Regions from separate parts of the Homo sapiens genome. Here region 2 is linked to region 1. A link is a loop called in an ENCODE intact Hi-C map of the cell type or tissue named here. Cell type or tissue: heart right ventricle. All regions are shown on one strand. Links, peaks and the distances in the headings refer to the core of each region. The heading gives the core; the rest is flanking DNA.

Evidence for each region. Peaks named below come from ENCODE experiments on the same cell type or tissue, not always from the same donor. Only the 100,000 strongest peaks of a DNase experiment are listed, where the experiment ranks them.
Region 2: it touches region 1 in a loop (4-fold over the local background); 15 of 110 quality-filtered maps call a loop at or near these places.

Annotation. Positions count from the first base shown.
Region 1 is chr5:6,742,984-6,748,371 of GRCh38, reverse strand. It overlaps TENT4A (terminal nucleotidyltransferase 4A), which reads right to left. Exons shown (of 13, transcript NM_006999.6): 6 at 4,532-4,660; 7 at 1,945-2,158. Among named protein-coding and RNA genes, the nearest start is that of TENT4A, 32 kb to the right of the region's middle. In heart right ventricle, for the core only: a CTCF peak has its summit at 2,550 (motif pointing right); no DNase peak of the experiment used is centred there; H3K27ac peaks cover 1,228 bases.
Region 2 is chr5:6,289,285-6,294,672 of GRCh38, reverse strand. It overlaps the pseudogene HMGB3P3. Among named protein-coding and RNA genes, the nearest start is that of LINC02145, 45 kb to the left of the region's middle. In heart right ventricle, for the core only: a CTCF peak has its summit at 2,503 (motif pointing left); no DNase peak of the experiment used is centred there.

The DNA of each region.
Region 1 (5,388 bases), core at 99-5,098:
CCTCACCACTGAAACTCTTCCAGACCCTACCAGCAAAGCCCAGACAGGCGAACACAATGGGCACGGGTGGCACTTGGCACTGGCAAAGGCCCTGTCAATCACCATGCACAGGGCACAGTCTGTGAGTGCCGAGAGGACTGGTCTGCATCATCAGTGCCCCTGTGCTCATGGCCCACCTCACGGAGGCGGCTGCCATTCACAGACGGAGTGACAGCCCACAAAAAGCCACCTCTCCAGGTGGCAGAAACATGAGGAAGCCAAAGACTACCATTGTGCAGACCAGCAGCACCGACCCACTGTGATCGCTGATCTGACAATCAGGAGGCCTCACAGTGCCCCAACAGGGCAGGTAGAAGGGCAGCTCACCCCAAGTGCATCACAACTCAGTCAACGCTAATGGAACCTACAGGAAGTAAATCCTTTAGAATGGAATGTGAATTCTCACGTGTGGAAAACTGGGACAGCAAATCAAAGGAATCTGTCACAGCAGTCACCAAGGAAGCCAGTCAGGAGAAGCTTAATTTTCATAAGAAAAGCACTGTTTCTAATTTTAATCTACAAACAACTCATTCTTCACAATCAGGTTAAGTGTGGATTTCTTTTAAAGGATATATGTTCTAAGTACTGGAGTTTTATCTTTTCTAGATTTATATTATAACTCAACGATTATGTGGGTCTTTGTTTTTTGAGTACATTTCAGCAGACACTTGAAGACAATGCCAATGTCTCCAATGTGACTCATCCAACGGACAAAAATGGATGATACACTGCCATACCGTGCTACCAAGAAAACCACTCAAGAGCCTGCACAAATCATGCCATCTATAAACAACAACAAAACACATCAGCCAATGTGTTTTCCTTGAGACGATCTTTAGGAAATAAATAAAGCTCACATCCCAGAAGCCATAAAACAAAAACAACCATTAAATCTGAGGTGTTTTTTTAAATGTATAGGAGCTGAATAAAAAAATACAAATGCAAAAAACAAATTGGAAAAAGTATGACATGTGTGACAAGAAAGGCTTCCCCGACACACACAGGCCTTGCACACAGCAGAGGAGGGCAGCCAGCAACCGGGCGGACAGCACACAGAGCCACACAGAGGAGAAGGCCCAGGGACACGCGCCTGGAGCTGGGCTCTCCACCACCTGTTCTGTCACCCGTCCGCCAACGATTTTATCACCAACAGTAAGAATGGTATCTCACCTAACAGACGCTCAATCAAAATTTGTGGAATTCATAAATAGCAATGTGTTTAACCCCACTAATCATTAAAGAAATATAAATTTAAAAGCGTTAACACATGGTTTTATCAGATTGGCAAAGATTTTAAAAGACTGTCACCAAAGGAATGAGGACATAAATACCCCTGAATACGCCAATGGGAATAAAACCGGGAAACCTCTAGCCCAGCCTTAGACTCTTCAATGCGGCAATCCTCACGACAAAACACAACCTACACACATAGGAAAGGGTCAAGGGTAAGCGTTAAGTCAAAAGCCAAGTGACAAACGTGTTTGCGTTGTGGGATGTGTTCAACAAGATAACAATAATAAACATTAATATCCATATAGGGAAAAAGTGGAGAAATACATGTCCAAATAAAAGGGGATTATGGCATCCATGGTTTTTCTATATTACATACTTCAGAGAAACAAATGGTTTAGGGTGGATATGTTATACTTCAATAATCAGAAAAAGAAAAGATTTTCCTTAATTCTTCTTTATTATAGAATGTAAACAGTTAGAAAGACAAAAGTTAATTAGAAGCATTAAATAAGGATTTCTCAAAGTGTGATTATTAACTGGTTAGTATAAGAGAAACCTGCATCAAGAGCAAATGAACTGCCCGGGGCTCTCAGAGCCCCAACACAGGCCCTGTCACCAGCACGTCCCCGAGGCTGGCCCAGCTCTCAGCAGTGGAGATCAGGGCGCCCTTACCTGGCAGCAGGGGGTCCTCAATGCACAGCATCGACGGTCTGTACCCGCTGGTCATGGCTTTCATGATCTCCTCTTTGGCGATATAGGCACCTCCTTCTTTGATTCTAATACCGGTTTTCAAGTAATTAAAATTTCTCCCATAGAGTTCAAAAAATTCTACAAGAAGCATTCCAAGGTTTTCATCAGCTCTCCGGGCATCAATTCTTGGATGCAACTGTAAAAGCAATGCACCCACAATTTGTATGGATTCATGGCATGTTCTAAAGAAAATAGCACGCGACGAAGTCTGCTGTCCAGCAGCCTCTTCAAGGCAATACCAGTGAGTGGCACTCGCTCACTCACCAGCACCACGAGGAAGCCTGAACAGCAGCCTCTTCAACGAGGAGTGTTCAAAAGGAACACAACGGACTCATCTGAATTTTAGTGTAGTTTGATTTTTGAAATTGGTAATCCATACAGCAAACTTCCTGCAAACACAGATATCTGATTAACCAAATATGGGCAAATAAGTTGGACTATATTCTGCATAACTTAGTCACCTGGATGGTAGATGTAATTTCAGATTCTCGTCATCCTAATTTCGTTATGCTGAAGCACAACCAACAGGGGTCAGTGTTAGACTGACTAGTATGGCAGTATCACATAAAACCGGAAAAGTGAAAGGATTGATTTTAGCTGTGTAAAGGTCATTAGCATTATATCACAATATTTATAGCAAGCTTCCATCCTGCTTGTCACACAGATGAGCACCACTCTCAGTTCAGTGCCATATCGTCTTCAAAAGCAGGCACTGGGCTTGTTCGGAAGTAAACCACTGTCCACCACACCTCCTGAGGGTCATAATTCTCAGCTGTCCAGACCTGCATTGCCCACATGTCTATTTAAATGAATTAAAACAAATTAATTAAAAATCCAGCTTGTTGCTCTCACCAGCCACACTGCAATACTCAGTAGCCACATGTGGCGCCCTGCCCCTTGCCGGACCATGCAGAAGTGGCCATCACCATCACAGAATTCTATCGGACAGTGCCAACTCGAAAGGGATGGACGAGGGCACATGAGAGAAAGCCCTCAGAGAAGCACGGTGCTTGAAACTATTTATAACACAGAGTGCCAGGAGGAGCTGCAGCTAGAAAGCATACAAATGTTTTTAGGGTTCAGAAGAATTCCGGAGTTCTCTGCATATTTCCACCACACAAGAGGAGGATTCCGATTCTGGCCTGACCTTTATTCCCTTCCTTATTCCTTGTCTTTTAGCCAAAATCACATATCCAAGAGCCTGGCCGGTGCCAGGGTGGGCCTCCTCCCCTCACTTAGTCAAGAAACTCAGATGCTGCCACAGTCACACCGCTGAGGCAGGACAAGCTCTGGGCACTGGACAAGGCACAGGGATGTGGCAGTGAACACAGGAATCCCACTCATGCTGTGGTGGCCTCCTGTGGGGTCACAGGATCACTGAAAGGACCCCCTGAGGGGGTGGAGGAGGCCCTGGACCCAGGCCTGGCACATGGCACATGCATGATCAAAGTATTAAGTAGCTGTTGTTACTACAAGGCCATGAAAATAGTGCAAGTCAGGAGTATATCAGTAAAGAACAGAGGCCCATGTTTAATTCAAAATAATGTCCAAAAACTATGGAAGAAAGGCTATATATAAGGGCCACATCTCAGAGGGGAAAGTGAAGACAGGACAGTGTGACTAGAACTGTAAGAAAACAGACATGGAATTCCATTTTCACTACTTTTAAAGCATCTTGGCAGAGACAGACCAAGGAAGCTGCGATCATCACAGGTAGTTACCCAGTGATTCTACTATCATAGCATTCATGACAGTGAGAACATTACCAAATCATGGACAGATTCGGTAATCTCAGCACAATCACAAAGACCAAATTAATGGTAAACACTGGAGAAATACAGCCGTGCGGCTAAATTATATAGGCAAGATTTTGTAAAGGACAGAATTCTTCACTCAAGAAAATATAAACGGAATAATTACTGTTCCAATTAGAGATGATTTTATATGTTTAAAAAGTATAATTACAGTTTATCAATACATCACAGCATTTAACAATACTTTTTAAAACACGTAGGTTTTCTATTGATAGATTTTCCATGTTACTCAGCAAAATAAGGACCACATATAATTTAAGACAAAATAATGATGTTTCATCAGTCTGAGAAAGCTCTCTTGTAAATCCTTTTCTCATATGTGGTACTCAACTTTATTCTGAGACAAATTTTTTTCAATATAAATCACAGACAAGCACCAAGAAATGTTTATTGTTTACCATGAAATGGACATTTCTGAATACAGAGAATTCCCTGAGCTTGGACTGATGTGCACTGGACTCACAGAACCAGACGGGCACCCCTGCACCAACAGTTACACCCAGTACAAAATGAGCATCCAGAAAGGTGCATTAATCAAGAGGGTTTGATTGTAAGAATCAGAAATCAGCCTCTACCAAATTGAAACAATACAGTAAAAGGAGAGCAAAGGCTGCTGGAACCCACTAGGCAACTGGTTGGAAGAGTCTACTCTTACACATGTCTCAACAGAAACAGTCTCAAGAAAGCATACATACCTGTAGAAAGCTAATGGCCATTAAAATTAGGCTGTATGAGCTAATTCCACCTGTAAAAACTTCATTCAGGTCCCTCTGCAGAAGGAACTGTTTCAATACTAAAATCAAGTAAGGCAGCAATGAATATTTCTGTAAATTCCAAAAGAAAAAGATTTACTGAGTAATTACCATACTTTCAAAGAGATTTCACATAGCAAATCACACAAGACAGAAAGGAAAGTTTCCTCGATCCTCTTGCCCATCTGAAGGCTCTCAGTCATTAAGTCTCAAACTTTGGTTGGGGGACGCTAAGAATTAATTTCCTGAGGGGCTTGTGAAAATCGAGACTGTGGAGCTCTCCCTGGGTTACGACTCAGCAGGGGTGCACCCCTACCATGACGAGTCCACAGGCACAAAGGAACTCAGGAAGAGACCAGCGCGTTCACTGGAGTGTTTATGTGCTTGCTACACAGGCCATGAGGACAGTGGGGGCCTCCGGAGCAGGAGAGCAGAGTGAGGCTGGCAAGGAAGGCAGAGCGGCAGGAGATGGCAGGAGGGAGGGAAAGCCTGGCTGCTGCTGTTCGTGTTGCGCTTGGGGTGGACATGCTCCCTCAGACCAGATGACAAGGGGGAAGGGGGAACCTGAAGAGCAAGGCCCTTGAAAATGGAACAAGATGGGACCAGATTGCAGGGGTGGATTTGCCCCTGCTAAGGATTGCAACAGCCTCTACTGCAACAGGAGGTCACGACCACCCGGAGGTGCGTCTGCCCCTGCTAAGGACTGCACGGCCTCTACTGTAACAGGAGGTCATGACCACCCGTTTAAGACCAGGCACATGGTCAGAGTCCCAAACATGTCAGCTCAACCAAGTCTCTCT
Region 2 (5,388 bases), core at 332-5,331, 450 kb after region 1:
TTCCAATAGATCTGTAATGATAACTTATTATTGTTTTAATTTGCATTTCCCTAATGAATAATGATGTTGCCTATTCACATGATTAGTTTCCATCTGCAAGTCTTCATTGGTGAAGTGTCTAAATCTTTTGACTGTTTTAAAAGCTGAGTTATTTCATATACAAAAATTAACACAAGATGGACTAGAGACTTAAATGCAAAACCTCAAACTATAAAAATCCTGGAAGAAAATCTAGGGAATACCCTTCTGGTCATTAGCCTTGGCAAAGAATTTATGTCTAAGTCCTCAAAAGTGAATGCAACAAAAACAAAATTGACAATTGGTACCTAATTAAACAAAAGAGCTTCTGCACAGCAAAAACAAACAAACAACAATAACAAAAACTAACGGCAGAGTAAACAGATGACCTATGGGATGAGAGAAAATATTTGCAAAATGTACATTTCACAAAAGACCAATATCTAGATTTTATAAGAAACTTGAACAAATCAAAAAGAAAAAAAAAACTATTTAAAAACTGGGCAAAGGACATAACAGACACTTCTCAGAGAAAGAGAAAGACATATAAGTGGCCAAAAACATGAAAAAAATGTTCAACATCACTAATCATCAGGAAGATGCAAATAGAAAGCACAATGAGATATTATCTCACACCAGTCACAACGGCTATTACTTAAAAGTCAAAAAATAACAGATGTTGATGAGGCTGTGGAGAAACGGGAACTCTTACACACTGTTGGTGGGAATACAAAGTCGTTCAGCCTCTGTGGAAAGCAGTTTGGAGATTTCTCAAGGAAGTAAAACTAGAATTATTATTCAACCCAGCAATTCCATTACTCAGTATATACCCCAAGAAAAATAAATTGTTCCATCAAAAAGACACCTGCACTTGCATGTTTATCATAGCACTATTCACAATAGCAAAGATATGGAATCAACACAGATACCAAACAATGGCGGATTGGATAAAGAAAATGTGGTACATATACACCATGGAATACTACATAGCTATGAAAATAATAAAATCATATCTTTTGCAGCAACATGTATGCAGCTGGGGCCATTATCACAAGCAAACTAGTACAGAAACAGAAAACCAAATATTGCATGTTTTCACTTTTACAGAGGAGCTAAACATTGGGTACACATAGACACAAAGATGAGAACAATAAATACTGGGGATTCCAAAAAGGGGAAATGGGGGGACAGGATTGAAAAACTATCTATTGTGTATTATGTTTGCTACTTGGCTAACAGGATCATTAGAAGCCGAAACCTCAACACCATACAATATACCTATGTAACAAACTTGCATGTGTACCCCATGAATCTAAAAAAGAAAAGTTGGGTTATTTCTCTTTTCATTGTTGAGTTTTAAGTTTCTTTGTATATTTTGAATACAAGTCTTTTAACAGATATGTTTTGCAAATAGTTTCTCCCATTCTGTGGTTTGTATTTTTATTTTCATAAGTATCTTTTACATAGCAGTTTTAAATTTTAATAAATTCCAAGTTATCAGTTCAATTTACTTTCATGGATTATCATTTCATGTTGTATATAAAACCACCTCAAAAAAGCCAGGTCTTATAGTTTTTTCTCTCGTCATTTCTTCCAGAAGTTTTATAGCTTCGTGTTTTACATTTAGGTATATGGTCAATTTTGAGTTAATTTTTTGTGACATGTGTAAGGGCTAGGGTTTTATTTTCATATTGACATCCAAGTTTTCTAGCACAATTGTTAAAAAAAACTGTCTTTTCTATATGGAATTGCCTTTGCTCCTTTATCAAAGATCAGTTAACTATATCTGTGTGGCTCTATTTATGGACTATTTAGTTACATTGACCTATTTATTTATTTTTGCCAACACTAGGTTTTGATTACTGTAGCTTAATAGTAAGTCTTGAAATAGAGCACTGTGAGTCCTTCAGCTTTATTGTTCTTCCTCCTCCTTCTTCTTCTCCTACTCCTTCTTTAGTGTTGTGTGATCTAACTATTTTGCCATTTGATACACACTTTAAAATTAGTTTATTGATGCCTACAAAGTAGTCCAGTAAAGTCTGGATTGTCTTGAATCTGTGGATCAAGTTGGAAAGAACTGACATCTTGACAATATTGTCTTCCTATCCATGAACATGGAATATCTGTCCATTTATTTAGTTTTTGATTTCATCAGCATTTCATAGTTTTCTGCATTCATATCCTATACATATTTTTGTTATAGTTATACCTAATCATTTCATTTTTTGTGCTATTGTAAATGGTATTTGTATTAGGGTTCTCCAGAGAAACAGAAAAACAGAAACATCATCATCTCTGTGTGTGAGTGCGTGTGTGAGACAATGTGTGTGAGTGTGTGTGTGTGTTTGGGGTGGGGAGACAGGAAGATTTAAAGAAATTGGCTCATATAATTGTGAAGCCTTGGCAACTGCAAATATGCAGGTTAGGCAGCAGGCTGGAGACCCAGGGAAGAGTAGAAGTTGGACTCCAAAGGCCATCTGCTGGCAGAATTTTTTCTTGCTTGAGAAAGGCCAGTCTTTGTTCTACTGAATGCTTCATCTGATTGGATGAAGCCCACCCACATTATAGAGGGTAATTGTCTTTACTCGAATTCTATCCGTTTAAATGTTAATCCAAAAAAATACTTTCACAAGAAAGTCTAGAATGTTTGACCAGATATCTGGGCACTGTGGCTCAGTCAAGCTGACACATAAAATTAAGCATCTCAGTATTTTCTTTTCTAATTTCAAATGCTAATTTTTAAATTTCTGGTATAAAAGAAAGCAATTGACTTTTGAGACCTTGTTATACATATTTATTAGTTCCAGAAGTGTTTTTAATTGGACTTTTCTACATAAAAGATTATATCTGTGACTAAAGACAGTTTTACTTCTTTCTTTCTAATCCATATACATTTCTTCCTTTTTCTATTTTTATTGCACCAGGTAAAACTTCTAGCACAATGTTGAATAGGAATGGTGAGAGAGGACATTGTTGCCTTGTTCCTGATTTTGAGGGGGAAGATTCCACTCTGTTTTCTTTAAATATGATATTAGCTTTCAGCTTTTAATAACTTTTTTATCAAGTTGATGATGTCCTCTCTGTTTCTAGTTTGCTAAGAGTTTTATGATAAATGGGTGTTGGATTTTGTTAAATGCCTTTCTCTGTGTTGATTGATTTGATCAAATTATTTCTTTTCTTTAGCTTGTTGATATGGAGGGTTACATTGATTTTTTTTTATTTTTGAGTCTTGAACCAGCCTTGAATGTTTTAAATACATCCCACTTGGTTGGGATGTATAATTCTTTTTGTACTTCGATGGATTTGATTTCCTAATATTTTGTTGAAGTTTTTCATATATATTTATGAGAGATATCAGTCTATAGTTTTCCTTTCATTTCACATCTTTATCTGATTTAGGTATTAAGGTAATCTGGCCTCATACCTGAGTTAGGAAATGTTCCCTCTGCTTTTATTTTTTTGGAAGATATTGTAAAGAATTAGTATTATTTCTTGAAATGTTTGTTAGAATTTACTGGTGAAAACATCTGGTATAGTACTTTCTTTTTAGGAAGGCTATAAGTTATTTATTCAATTTCTTTAATAAACACATGCCTATTCAAGTTGCCTCTCTCTCCTTGTGTGAGTTTTGGTAGTTTGTGTCTCTCAAGAAATTCATTCATTTCATCTAAGTTATCAAATTTGGAAACAGAGTTGTTCATAGTATACCTTTATTATCCTTATGCCAAAGGGATTCATTATTTAATGAATATTCTCTCATTTTTTATATCTGTGATTTATATTCTCTCTCTCACTTTTGGTAATCCTGGCTATAGATTTATCAATTTTGTGATTTTTTTTTTTTTTTTTTTTTTTTTTTTTTTTTTTTAGGGAAGAAGTAAAGTTGTTTTTATTTGCAGACAACCTGATCATTAAGTAGAAAATCCTAAGGAATATATTAAAAAATGCTAAAATTAATTGAACTTATCAGAGGTGTAGGACACAAAGTCATTATAGAAAAGCATTTTTAAAATAGATGAACAGTTTTTTTAATTCATCCTCCTCCTTTACTTCCTCCTCGTCTTCTTCATCTTCCTCTTCCACTTGTTTTTGGGCAACTTTAGCAGGACCTTTTGCACCATCAAACTTTCTAGACTTATAGTCAGCAACATCCTTCTCATACTTCTCCTTCAGCTTTGCTGCCTTGGTGATTGATATGGTTTGGCTCTGTGACCCCAACCCAGTCTCACCTGGAATTGTAATCCCGATAATCCCCACCTGTCAAGGGTGGGACCAGGTGGAGGTAATTGGGTCATGGGGGCGGTTGCTGTTCTTGTGATAGTGAGTTCTCACGAGATCTGATGGTTTTACAGGTGTCTGGCATTTCCCCTTTTGGCACTCACTCCATCTTGCCATCCTGTGAAGAAGGTGCTTGTTTTTCCTTGCCTTCTGCCATGATTGTAAGTTTCCTGAGGCCTCCCCAGCAATGCGGAACTGTGAGTCAATTAAACCTCCTTCCTTTATAAATTACCCCGTCTCAGGTTTTTCTTCGTAGCAGCATGACACTGGACTAATGCAGTGAGGTAAGGCTCCTTTCGCTGTCATTTAAGTTATTCCACATCTCAGCCAGCTTTTTTGCCACATCTCCAATAGAGATGTCAGGCTTTGTGAATTTGATCTTGGGCAGAATTCTGAACAGAACAGGAGGAATCCAGATGGTGGTCTTTTGTGGGCATTAGGATCCTTCTTCTTGCCTCCCTAAAATAACTAACTCTTTGGTTCTTTGATACTTTTGCTGACTTCCACAAATTTGGCTACATTGTATTTTAATTTTCATTTAGTTTTCAAAGTCTTTTTAAATTTCTTTGAGATTTATTTTAGACCTATGGGGTATTTAAGAGCACGTTATTTAATTTACAAATATTTGGGAATTTTTCAGCTATCTTTCTGTTATTAATTTCTAATTTAGTTCCATTGTAGTCTGAGAACATGCTTTAAATGGGTTTCTATTTTTTCAAACTTAAGGTGTTTTTCAAGGCCCAGAATGTAACCTATCTTGGCAAATGTTCCCTGTGAGCTTAAGAAGAATGTGTATTCTGTTACTGCTGGCTGAAATATTTTTAAAAATGTCAATTAGATCAAGTTGATTGATAGCGCTGTTCAGGTTGTCCGCATCTTTACTGATTTTCTGCCTGCTTAAACTGTCAATTCTGGCAGTGGCTAACTATAATAGTGGAGCTGTTTATTTCTCCTTTCGGTTCAGTCAGTTTCTTCCTCATGTATTTGGATGCTCTGTTGTGTGATATATTCATGCTTATAATTATGTCTTCCTGGAAAATTGACCCTTTTATTGTTAATGTCCCTCTTCATCACTGATCTTCCCTGTTCTGA